Regions from separate parts of the Homo sapiens genome. Here region 2 is linked to region 1. The links are chromatin loops, found by intact Hi-C in ENCODE. Cell type or tissue: PC-3. All regions are shown on one strand. Each heading gives the region's core, and the rest is flanking DNA. Links, peaks and the distances in the headings are about the cores only.

Region 1 (5,392 bases), core at 196-5,195:
AAACACATGCCCAGTATCTCAGACAAACAGAAACCCAAAGTGTCAAGTTGGAGGAGCATAAACCACTGTCATCAGGGGCTTAGTAACAGTTTTAAGAGTTATAATTTCTGACGTTGAGCTATCACTTTTCTGAGCAAACACTAGTGTTGAAATATATTATTACTAGCCCTCTCCCCACTCCAACCACCAGAACAAACATCCAGCTTCCCAGAGAAATTTAAGTGTGCACAGATAAGACAGCAACCCTTTGTAGCAGCCTTTAGACAGGGGACACCAAGCTCTAATAGAGGCTGTCATCCTCACATGAGCCACTGAATCATGTTTATATATAACTTGCATATTAAAAAGCAACAGCCAATGTCAATGGTGCTGATATAAAAATATCTTAATAGCCAGTAACTGACTAATGAATACTACTGTAATAACAGTTTAATTTGAAGAATTCTGACAGCTGGTTGCTTTGTTGAGAGTGGTTTCCAAGGAGTCCTAGTCCCATGCTGAGAACATCTCTAGCCTGCTGATTTATAGCAGCAGTGCAGAACTGTTTAATGTCACCACCTCTCAGCTAAAGTAATAATAAACAGGAATGTTATGGTTTATTTTTCTGTATGAATTGTTCAGGCTCTGTGTGGTAAGTACCAACTCAATAGGAAATAATAGCTGTCATTCTCCTGGGAGTTGTAACTGGAGGTGAGCCTTTCTTCTTTTTATTCCCTTTATTTTTTTTTCTTTTTTATCAACAAGGTTTATATATCAGAATGAATGTAGAAGTTCTTGGTTTTGTGGTGGATTTATTTTATTCTTTTACATAGCTCTTGCTCATCCCATTCTGCTTAGCAAATGTAATTACTCTGGTTAAGATGTAGCTTCCCTATTATTTCTGAACTTCCCAAGATAGTTTAAAGCAGACAGCTAGGGCATGAAATATATGGTTCTACAACTATCTTAATTATACTGCGTGACTCTGTGTTTGATATGAAATAGCAATGTCTGGGAAGTGAACTTAATCTCTACAGATTTAGGACGATTGCCAAAAAGATTCATTGATTTTTTTTTCTTTTGCAGAGCGCAATCTTTTATTGTATAAATGTCAGAAGCTTCAAATTATTAGGAAATGTGTCAAGAAGCTCAAGGTATAATAACATTCTTTAGAGAGCTTGATTCTGAAGACAGTGCAATGAAATGTTCAAAAAGAAAACATGTCTTATGTTCTTAGAGAATAAAGCTCTGGGATTCATTTTAATTTGTCATTTTGAACAGGATGAGGCCTCCACTGGGTCCTTTGATGTGAAAACCCTGGGGATGATATACAGCTATTCCTCGGTCACCCCAGTGTCTTTATAAGCTCCAGATTGCAGAGATGTCAGCAGTCCTGCGAAAGATGATACTGACTTGGGATTTGAGGCTTCAGGGCTGAACTGTAAAAAATCACTGGGATTTGTCCAGGTGATGTCCTGAAGAGCAGGTCATGAAAAGAAGGAGACAATATTATGAGCTGTGTCACCCAGCTCAGAGAGAGCTTCTAGTTGTCCTAAAATCAAGGTGAAATCCTTATCATGAAGCAGTGTATTACTTACTATTTTATTGTAGTAATAGATAACCTACTCAAACCTGCTTAAATAACAAAGAGAATATAGTGGTTCACTTTTCTGAAAAGTTCAGAAGTTGGGTGGGCTTCAGGCATGTGGGATTCATAGATCAATGATATCATGAGAGTCTGAGCTCCATTTCTCATTGTTGTGCTCTACCCTGTGAGTCGGGTTTATTCCTGGCCTAGCTCCTCTGGCCTTATATTCTTACTCTCAACCCCATTGTTTGTCTAAACACCTCAAGGAAAAGTCTGAAGGTAATGCAGATTTGACTATCTCTTTTGTCAGAGAGCCCAGAGTCTCTGATTGGCTTAGCCTCATTCACCCTCTCCAGCTATGGAGCCTGATGGATGCCCACATGGAAATCAGGGCTGTTAGGAAGAGGGCAAGGGATGGCTGTGAGGCAGCCAAAGCAGAATGTTCAGAGATGGGCATGCTCTTCTTTCTGGAAAAGTAAAGTTGCCTCAAAGGCCAGAAGGCACAGATTCTATTGCATACCTCTGCACATCACTGTATTAACATATTTAAACTTGGCTGAACTCTCATTAATCAGTCTCTACTAGTTATTCAGTTTATCTTTCAAGGCTTCATAGCATCAGTTCATCTGAACTTTCCAGATCAGACTTCTGCTATTGCTCAGCTGTAATCCTACTGATATGGATTAGGTGTGTATCCACACCCAAATCTCATGTTCCATTGTAATCCCCAATGTTGGAGAGGGGGTCTGGTGGGAGGTGGTTGGATCACGGGGGCAGATTTCTCATGAATGGTTTAGCGCCATCCTCTTGGTACTGTCATCCCAATAGTGAGTGAGTGCTCATGAGATCTGGTTGTTGAAACGTGTATAGCTCCGACCCCGTTGCTCCTGTGCTAGCCATGTGATGTGCCTGTTTCCCCTTCATCTTCTACCCTTATTGTAGTTTCCTGAGGCCTCCCCAGCAGCTGAGCAGATGCCAGCACCATGCTTCCTATACAAACTGCAGAACCAAGAGCCAATTAGACCTCCTTTCTTTATAAATTACCCAGTCTTTGGTATTTCTTTATAGCAGTGCAAGAATGGCCTAATACACCTACATTCTGACTGGGCTATTCTTATCCTACCTCCATGCCTTTGCTCTTACTCACTCTTCCCCCATTCTTATTTGTTTTTCTCTGACTAATCACATCTGACTCAGCCCTGAAGGTTTATTGGAGGAGGCATATTATAGTGATTTAGAGTGTAGGTGCTGGAGTGAGACTGCGTAGGTTCAGATTTAGCTCTATTGCTATGGAAATTTGCAAGTTACTAAGCCACAGTCAGCCATGATTTCCTTGAATTTAAAATGAGAATATAATGGTACCTAAGTCAAGTGTTGTTGTGAGCATTAAATGAGTTAATATGTATAAAAGAGTTAGGCCAATGCCTGGCACTTGGCAAGAAGTCAATAAACATTGGCTATTATTTTAATGCACCATGAAATCATTCCCCAACTAGCCCATGTCTTTCCTTCCTTTAAACTACTGTACTGTTTTGGCCTGAACTCCTCATTGCACTCTTGAACACTCGTTAATTTGAATGGCCAGATAACTTTATACGGATAGGAGGCTTCAATTAAATACTTCTTGTTTCTCTGCACAGAACATAGTTAAATGCCATAAACCTATATTGTAGATATCTAACAACTGTGCATTGAAGAAATGGAATGTGGCTGAGAGTACTCCTATGCATGTTCAAAAAGGATCAAAGCTGGCCAAAACTACCATGTAAGAAAAGCCACTGGAAATTAATCTCTTCAATCAAATATTGCTTTGTGTACAATTAAAATATTATGTCTCCAGAGCTAGTAAAATGCTGACCCGTTTAAACCCATATAATTCAGGTTTAAAACCTTCATTCTTTAGTCAGACTAGATTTACTGAGAACTATGTCGGTTCCTCCCCTCTAGCATATTCCCAGGCAGTTTACTAGGTGCAGGGAATATGGTAGTGAATAATACAATCTCAGACCTAACAGAGAAAGTGAACATTAACTATTACAGGTATGAAGAACTATAAAGGAAATGTACAGAACCTATGTACTGAACAGACATGGGGTTTATCAGTTTGGGAAACAGCACATGCTCCCTTCATTCCCTTGGCATATAGATGGATGTGTGCATTATTTCTGCACAGACGGGGCTGTTATATGTACCCTATATATAGATAGTAATATCTTATATCTGTAGAATGCTGTACACTTTCTATATTACTTCCTTATTTCTCATTTGTTACTCTTCATTATGTTGTCAAGAAGTAAAGATATTGTTCTGTCCCAATGAAAAGCTGAGCGGACTGAAGTGCAGAGGGGTTCAATGCTATTTTCAAGATCAGAGACTGGGAGACGGTTGGAGCTGTGGGTGGGCTTTAGACTGCTGACTTCATGCTCAGTCATCTCTCCATTGTACTCCCCTTTGTGTCCTTCCCCCATCTCTTCCACTATCAGCTGCTGATTATGTGTGTTTGGTGAGGAAAAAGTGGTAAATAGAGCAAGTGTGGCAAATAATAATACCTTTTGGAATTATCCAATTGGACATAAAAAGGGAGCAGGCTTAGAACTCTGTAGCTGGATTCTTTAGTACAGAGGACATCATTGCAATTTCCTTACCTTGTTTTGGGAGTTGAAAAACATTGCCTAAAATTTATAAATTTTTGTTCATTGCAGTTCCAAGAACAGGAAGGACATTTATTGTCATAACATCAGTTTGTTGTAAATGATATTCATCGACCTAGATTTCTCTTCTATCTTTTACATGCTAACCCCTATTCATCCTTAGAGGCAGTTTAACTGTGACATCCTTCAGGAATCATTCCTGATAATTTTTAAAGTCCCCTTTCTCCTCTGCTAAGTGATATGCTCCACTGCTGAGCTCATACATTATCTGGGCTTACTTCTCCATCGTCCTAAAGAAGCATGAGTTCCTCAAAGCAGAATCTGTGCCTCATCCACCTTTGTATCATTAATGTCTAGTACAGTACCTGGCACAGAGTAGTTCCTTGAATAGTTAATGAATGGACGATGTTCTATCTGCAAAACTCTGAAAGATGCATAGTTTGGCATTTCACTAGATCCTGAATCACATCATCTTTTGTCTCAGCTCCTCAAGATTGGCTAATAACACCTTATTGAAAAAATATATGAATTAGCAAGGGAAAACTGAATGTGTCATGCCAGAGTGGTAGCATACTTCCAGTACTTCCATCTCACCACATCTTTCAGAAAATAACACATGATTCTGTTGCTGTCACCAGTGTACAAACTGCTGCTTAGTAGGGTTTTTACACAAATGAAGAAGCAATACAATTCAAAAGTCGTAAGTATAATGGCTCATTACAATCAGCTGTGAACTAAAACAGGAACAAAACTTGTTGCACTAACTTTTGCGATCAAATTTTAGAAGGTTTTGGAAAGAGGGGTGGGGGAAGTGGGGACAGGGAAAGACAAAAGGGGAGTAGAGAGAGATGAGAGGAGGCAAGGGAGCAAAGAAAGGGGGAAGGGACAGAAAGAGCAGAGAAAGAGAGACAGAATGAGACAGTGCCATTCAAATAACTTTAAAAAGTTTAGCTCCCAAGCTATATTCTTGGACTCCAGGAGAAAAATTAATTGCAAGGAAATTGTTCAAAATTCAAGTGTACATAACCCTTTTACCTACAGGAAATTAATAGTTGCCTTACCTATGGACTAAAGCCAGAAGTTGAGGAATAAGAATAGTTTGAGATTATACACAGGCCTACAAAAAGAGCTAGATGGGAAGTCAGGATATGTGGGTTTCAGGTATGACTTCATG
Region 2 (5,392 bases), core at 250-5,249, 83 kb before region 1:
AGGAAGGAGAGATTATTTACAACAGAAAGATCAGGGAACGTTTCTGTCATAGCCCTGGGAGTAGGGGAACCAGCAGGAGACCAGTGGGTATGGAAGACCACTCCGCTCTCCCCTTAGCATCATGGTGCCATTAGCATGGCCAAACTTGTGTGGAATCCAGTTCCAATATTCTTAGACCTGAAGATGCTCTTGTTTGGCTAGAAGTGAGACAATGTAACTTAGCCTAAGTTCATTATCACCAAACAGCTATTTTTGTTTTTTGCATAGCTCAGTAACTCTGTGGTTCTAATCTTCTCATTCTCCCTGGTAATTCTGACGCCCCCAGTTTAAGGAGCACTGATCTGAACAGATGGGACACTGGCCCTTTCAAGTAACCTATATTATTACATGCTTATGATAGGAAATTAATAGCTCTAATCTTATTTTCTAATGAAACTGACAGCTTATGGGACTCATTAGTTAACAAGCCCCTTTAATGACTGAGAGCTTACCAAAGAGTACAGGAATTTTAGTTTTAAGTTCAAAGTTGTGTTTCAAAATAGCAGGAAGATGTTTGCTGAATTGGCTAGCTTATCTTCAGCCATTTGTAAATCTTTAATTCAAAAAATATTCTTGCTTTTCTCGCATTGTTATTTGTCCACTGATGAATTCCCTGCTACACACTTTCCTTCCATGGGCAACTAACCAATATACTTAGTCTCTTTTTCCTGGAAAGAACATAAAACATAACATGACTTTTATACAGAATTTTTATTTATAAAATTGACCTTTTCTTGAATGGACAGTTTTCCTCTTTATATTTGATGCATACACCTGGGAATACAATCAGAAGATTCCTATTGATTGTTCTGAAGCAATTTCATTCTGGTCATGGTTGTTCTGGATTTGCAATTATACTGAGGAGAGGTATTATTGACTGGTCCTGGTAATTACCACACTGACATCAGATTCAGCTGGAGGTGAAACCAACCTACATCTCCATGTTGGTGTTCTCGTTATAAAAGATTTGCACTGATACTTCCAATCTAGCGATGAACAACACATGATGTTACGTTTTAGTCATAGCAATTTATTTCACTATGCAGTTCATTTATTTTTGAGTATAAGCAGCTTAAGGTACTGACTTAGGAAATGTATACATTGGGGAAGTTAATTATCGACCTACACCACGTATACTTTTGTCTAGCAGAACAAATAGGTCATCTTTTGTATTAAAACAATGGCTTTTAGACAGATCTTATAAGTAGATGGATTACTCTTGCATGTGTTTAATCAGATCAAAGGTAGCCTTATAAATAGTGAATCTACTTTTAATATAAATTTGAATTTCTTAGATTATATGAAATAAATATTTATGTATAGTCTCAAAGCAACAACAGTATAATTATCCTTAGAAAATAGAACTCTTTTATGAATGCCAAACTCAGTTTACTCCATTGGGTAAATTCAATGGAACACGTATGTAAATAAAGGTTATATAGAACTAGCATTGTGTAATACTTAATCCCAAGCCTGAATATACAGAAAAAGTGTACTGGTGTAACAACCCATCAGGCCATGTACAGAGAAGCTTAGCTTAACCTATAGACTGCAATGTATGCTCATAAATGTTAGGAAATGAAAAATATATTGGTTATACTTGGTATACAATTAAAAAAATCTATATGTAATTTGTTCAAAGTAATTTTCAAATATGTGTATTGCTTTTGCATTTTTCATAAAATACTTTAATTTTCTAATTGATATTAACATAATCAAAAATTCTTATCAGTATAAGAATTTTTTAAATGGGACTCTTCATGTGTAGAACATAGGCAATTCTCTATTAACCACTGATGCAATAGGCACTCCAGCTTTATTTGTGTAAAAAAGCAAATCATTATGATTATAATGTGAAAGTTCAATAAGAAAACATCATTTGCTACTTCTACCTATAGAAAAAATATGTCATTTAATTTGCAAAATCCAAACTTTTAATTTCCAAAATCCATTTTTATTTGCTTCAGCTCACTTTTGGCTAACATATTTAGACCAAAATCCAAACTTTTAATTTATAATATCCATTTTTTTTTGGTTCAGCTCACTTTTGGCTAACATGTTTAGACCCAGTGTACTTGCATCAGAAAATTATTTATTTCAACAAAGACTCAGTTTATATTATGAAAGACTGTAGCTTTTTTATTGTTTTATGAAGTACAATAATTCTAGGATCAATATAATACCCTTAAAGAGGTTTTATTCATATTTTTCTGGACAGACTGTTATTATTGCAGAGTTTAGACAGGATATTTCTATGGTGAGAGACCCACCCAACAACTGAGAAATTCCGTATGCAATTTGCAGATCTTGATCACATGACATTTCTGATTTTCTCTAGATAGCTAGAGAGGCACAAGTTTAGGAATAGGCCTGTTATAGAAGATGTTGCCTGTGTCCAATCCCTCACACTCTCAGGTGAACTAAACTATTGAGAAGTCTGCATTTGCTACCTTCTGACAGTACAGTATTTTAGAATATTAGCTTTGAGGAGATGGATGAATTAGTCAGAGGTAAAGCTGATTACTATTATTTCAGTGTGGTCCTATTAATGCAGGGAAGAGAAATACTCAATTTTGTGGTCATAGAACGCACACAGATCTCTCCACGGTCATCTTACCAAGCTGCCTCAGTCTCCCAGGGTGCTTTATAACAGAGTACAGATGTTTTAGTACAAATCCATCACCACCACTCAGAAAAACCATGTTAATCAGAAGAAACATCAAAAGCATCAGCTTGGAATCCCAAAGGAGCGGTGGCAGGTGCAGGTAGTGTCACTGCCTCTGACGTGCTGGGGCCGCATTCAGAAGGGATGCTGTCTCTACTGGCAGGCAGAAAGCACTGAGGCCTGAATCACTTGAGTGAGCAAAAGTTTTATCCGAAATATTCAGATAACTTGGGCAAAAGCAAATGTTTGGTTTAAATAGAGTAGATAAGAGACTCAATTTTTCATTTTGCTTTTGTAGATAGGACTGGGTTGATCAACTCAGGAAGAAAGGGAACAAGTATATCCTATTTAAGACTCTAAAATATTTGCCGAGATTTACTGCTATTTCCAAAGAGTCACATAAAGACATGTTGGATATAAAATATTTTATATCTTTAATTGGACTCTAAATTCCTACCATGTGGGGATTATCATTTTTTAAAATTCATTCTATACCTAGCATATTATGGATCACATAGGGACCAACCCGGAATTGTCTGTGAAATAGAATTATTGAATAATTGCATTTACGAACGTCGTCTTCTTTTGGAAGAATATTTCACCTCCTCCATGTCTGCAGATAAAATGCTGATGTGCTTTTTTCTCTTGACATCCAAAATTACAAGTTAAACAAAACAAAACAAAAGTTTGAATGGAGTCAACACATCCAAGTGAATTGAAAAAAGAGATGATATTGAAGTCAGAACAAAAAATGTTTTGTAATTTTAAAGAAAACATAAAGCTGAAGCAAAGCAGCAATAGAAAATGCAACAAATAATCAATTTTTCCCCCACTGAATCTAGGTGCCTTTAACATTGTCAAAAATCACACCAACACCAGTGATACACACAATTTGGATATATTTTGTTTCAATGATCTTTCAGCAAATATTGTCTTGAGATAACTCCATGCCTTGTGACAGTTCTATGATCATTTAAAACATTAAGCTTCAACCAAGGTCAGAGAACAAAGAGAAATGCAAATGCACATATTTAAAACTAACAATGAATCTCACCTTCCAGGAAAAGGATTGCACTTCTACTAGTATAATGGAAAAGTATAGACAGGAAAATATGGTAGAAGCTCCTCTGTTCTCTCTCTCTCTCTCTCTCTCACTCTCTGTCTGTCTCTGTCTCTGTCTCTCTCTCTCTCTCTCTCTCTCTCTCTCTCACACACACACACACACACACACACACACACACACACACACGCCATACTTTATTTTAAAAATATACAGTGAATTGGCTGTTTGGAAGTAACAGGCATCTTAATCTGATTTCACCAGAGTTTTAGGGAATGATTAACTCTTACATTTGCAAAATTGAGTTAGAATGTTTAATACAATGTAATATGAAATTGAAACAGATGAGACTTCTTCATAAATTAAGTGCCTGGAAGATTTGGAAAACTTCTGAGAGAGACATCGTGTGAATTTTTCCTCCCTGCATGTCCGCACTGCAGGTGCAGAGTGGGCAGATAACACATGGAAGCCAGTGTGGCCCTATTTCCCCAGTGTTCACAGGACATGGGGCACAAAGGGCCAGCATCTTTTCGCTGTTGCTGCTTGCCATATTTAGTCACTGAGATCTGGAACGGGCCTGAGGAATGCTGAACTGAACTGTTGCTTATGTCATTAAAAACTCAACTAGGCAGAAAGCTAGGAATGGAGCAGTTGACAAAGATAAAGCCGAGAGCTCTGTGGCTTATCCTTAATTAGGTGTTGGCATTGGTTCTTGTCAAACAAGGGGAAAGAGAGTGTGCTGTAGCACACGGACGCACACAGACAGCCCTAGTCACAGTTGGAGAGAACACAAAGTGCATTCAAGCTGGCATTGAAAGGGATTTAGATAAGTACTCGAGGTAACAAAAATCGAAAAAGGAGGATGATAGCAATGGAAGCTTTAGATGAATTGCAACTGAGTGCACCTTTATTACAGCTTATCAGTCTCCAGACAGCTACAAACCAACCTTCCTAGTGCATTTCTCTTCGTGCTCTCCTGGATTAAAGGTCAAAGTAACTCAGATTTATATGTTCTGTCGCGCGGTCTCAGTCTCTCCCGTTGCTCACGTATATGGAGCCCATATCCCAGGGATTTGGTATCCCTGGCATGAAACTTTGCTCCTTGAATGAAGCAAAAGCCTTTCCTCATTGAAAAGGGTCCATTTTTCTAAAATAACTATCTCATAGGAAGAGGTTGCAAATAATGCAATATTAAAAGATCTCAAAGATGCTACTGGCATAAATACACACATGGCAACGTGCCAGCTCTAATCGTTCTTGTCCATAATTATGGTTATATTTTGCATCGATCTGACATATTCAAAAGCTAATATTCTGGTTTATTAGAACAGAGTCTATATGTATTCTCAACATACACAAAAGCTGTGTGTTTTCATAATATGTATAAGCACTTCAGACGGTAAGCTGTGCACATTGCAGCTAGCAGATGGTAGCTCTTATCACAGATAAAAGCACATATATATGTTTCTGTAACTACACCCTCAGAGAGAACGGATAAGAGAAGAATTCTCTCCACATCACAGCTTACATTACCCATCTACTTAGGCAGCAAACAGCATATGTTTTACTGCTGTGGAAAGGCAGTACTTGAGAGGAAAATATGATTAAAATAAACTTAGAGATAACCT

The links. Peaks named below come from ENCODE experiments on the same cell type or tissue, not always from the same donor. Only the 100,000 strongest peaks of a DNase experiment are listed, where the experiment ranks them.
Region 2: it touches region 1 in a loop (2.0-fold over the local background); 1 of 110 quality-filtered maps calls a loop at or near these places.

Annotation. Positions count from the first base shown.
Region 1 is chr5:125,274,964-125,280,355 of GRCh38, forward strand. The region is part of intron 4 of LOC101927421 (a long non-coding RNA gene); the gene reads left to right. Among named protein-coding and RNA genes, the nearest start is that of LINC02240, 220 kb to the right of the region's middle. In PC-3, for the core only: no CTCF peak of the experiment used is centred there; a DNase peak (open chromatin) is centred at 2,758; H3K27ac peaks cover 1,439 bases.
Region 2 is chr5:125,192,269-125,197,660 of GRCh38, forward strand. The region is part of intron 4 of LOC101927421 (a long non-coding RNA gene); the gene reads left to right. Among named protein-coding and RNA genes, the nearest start is that of LINC02240, 300 kb to the right of the region's middle. In PC-3, for the core only: no CTCF peak of the experiment used is centred there; no DNase peak of the experiment used is centred there.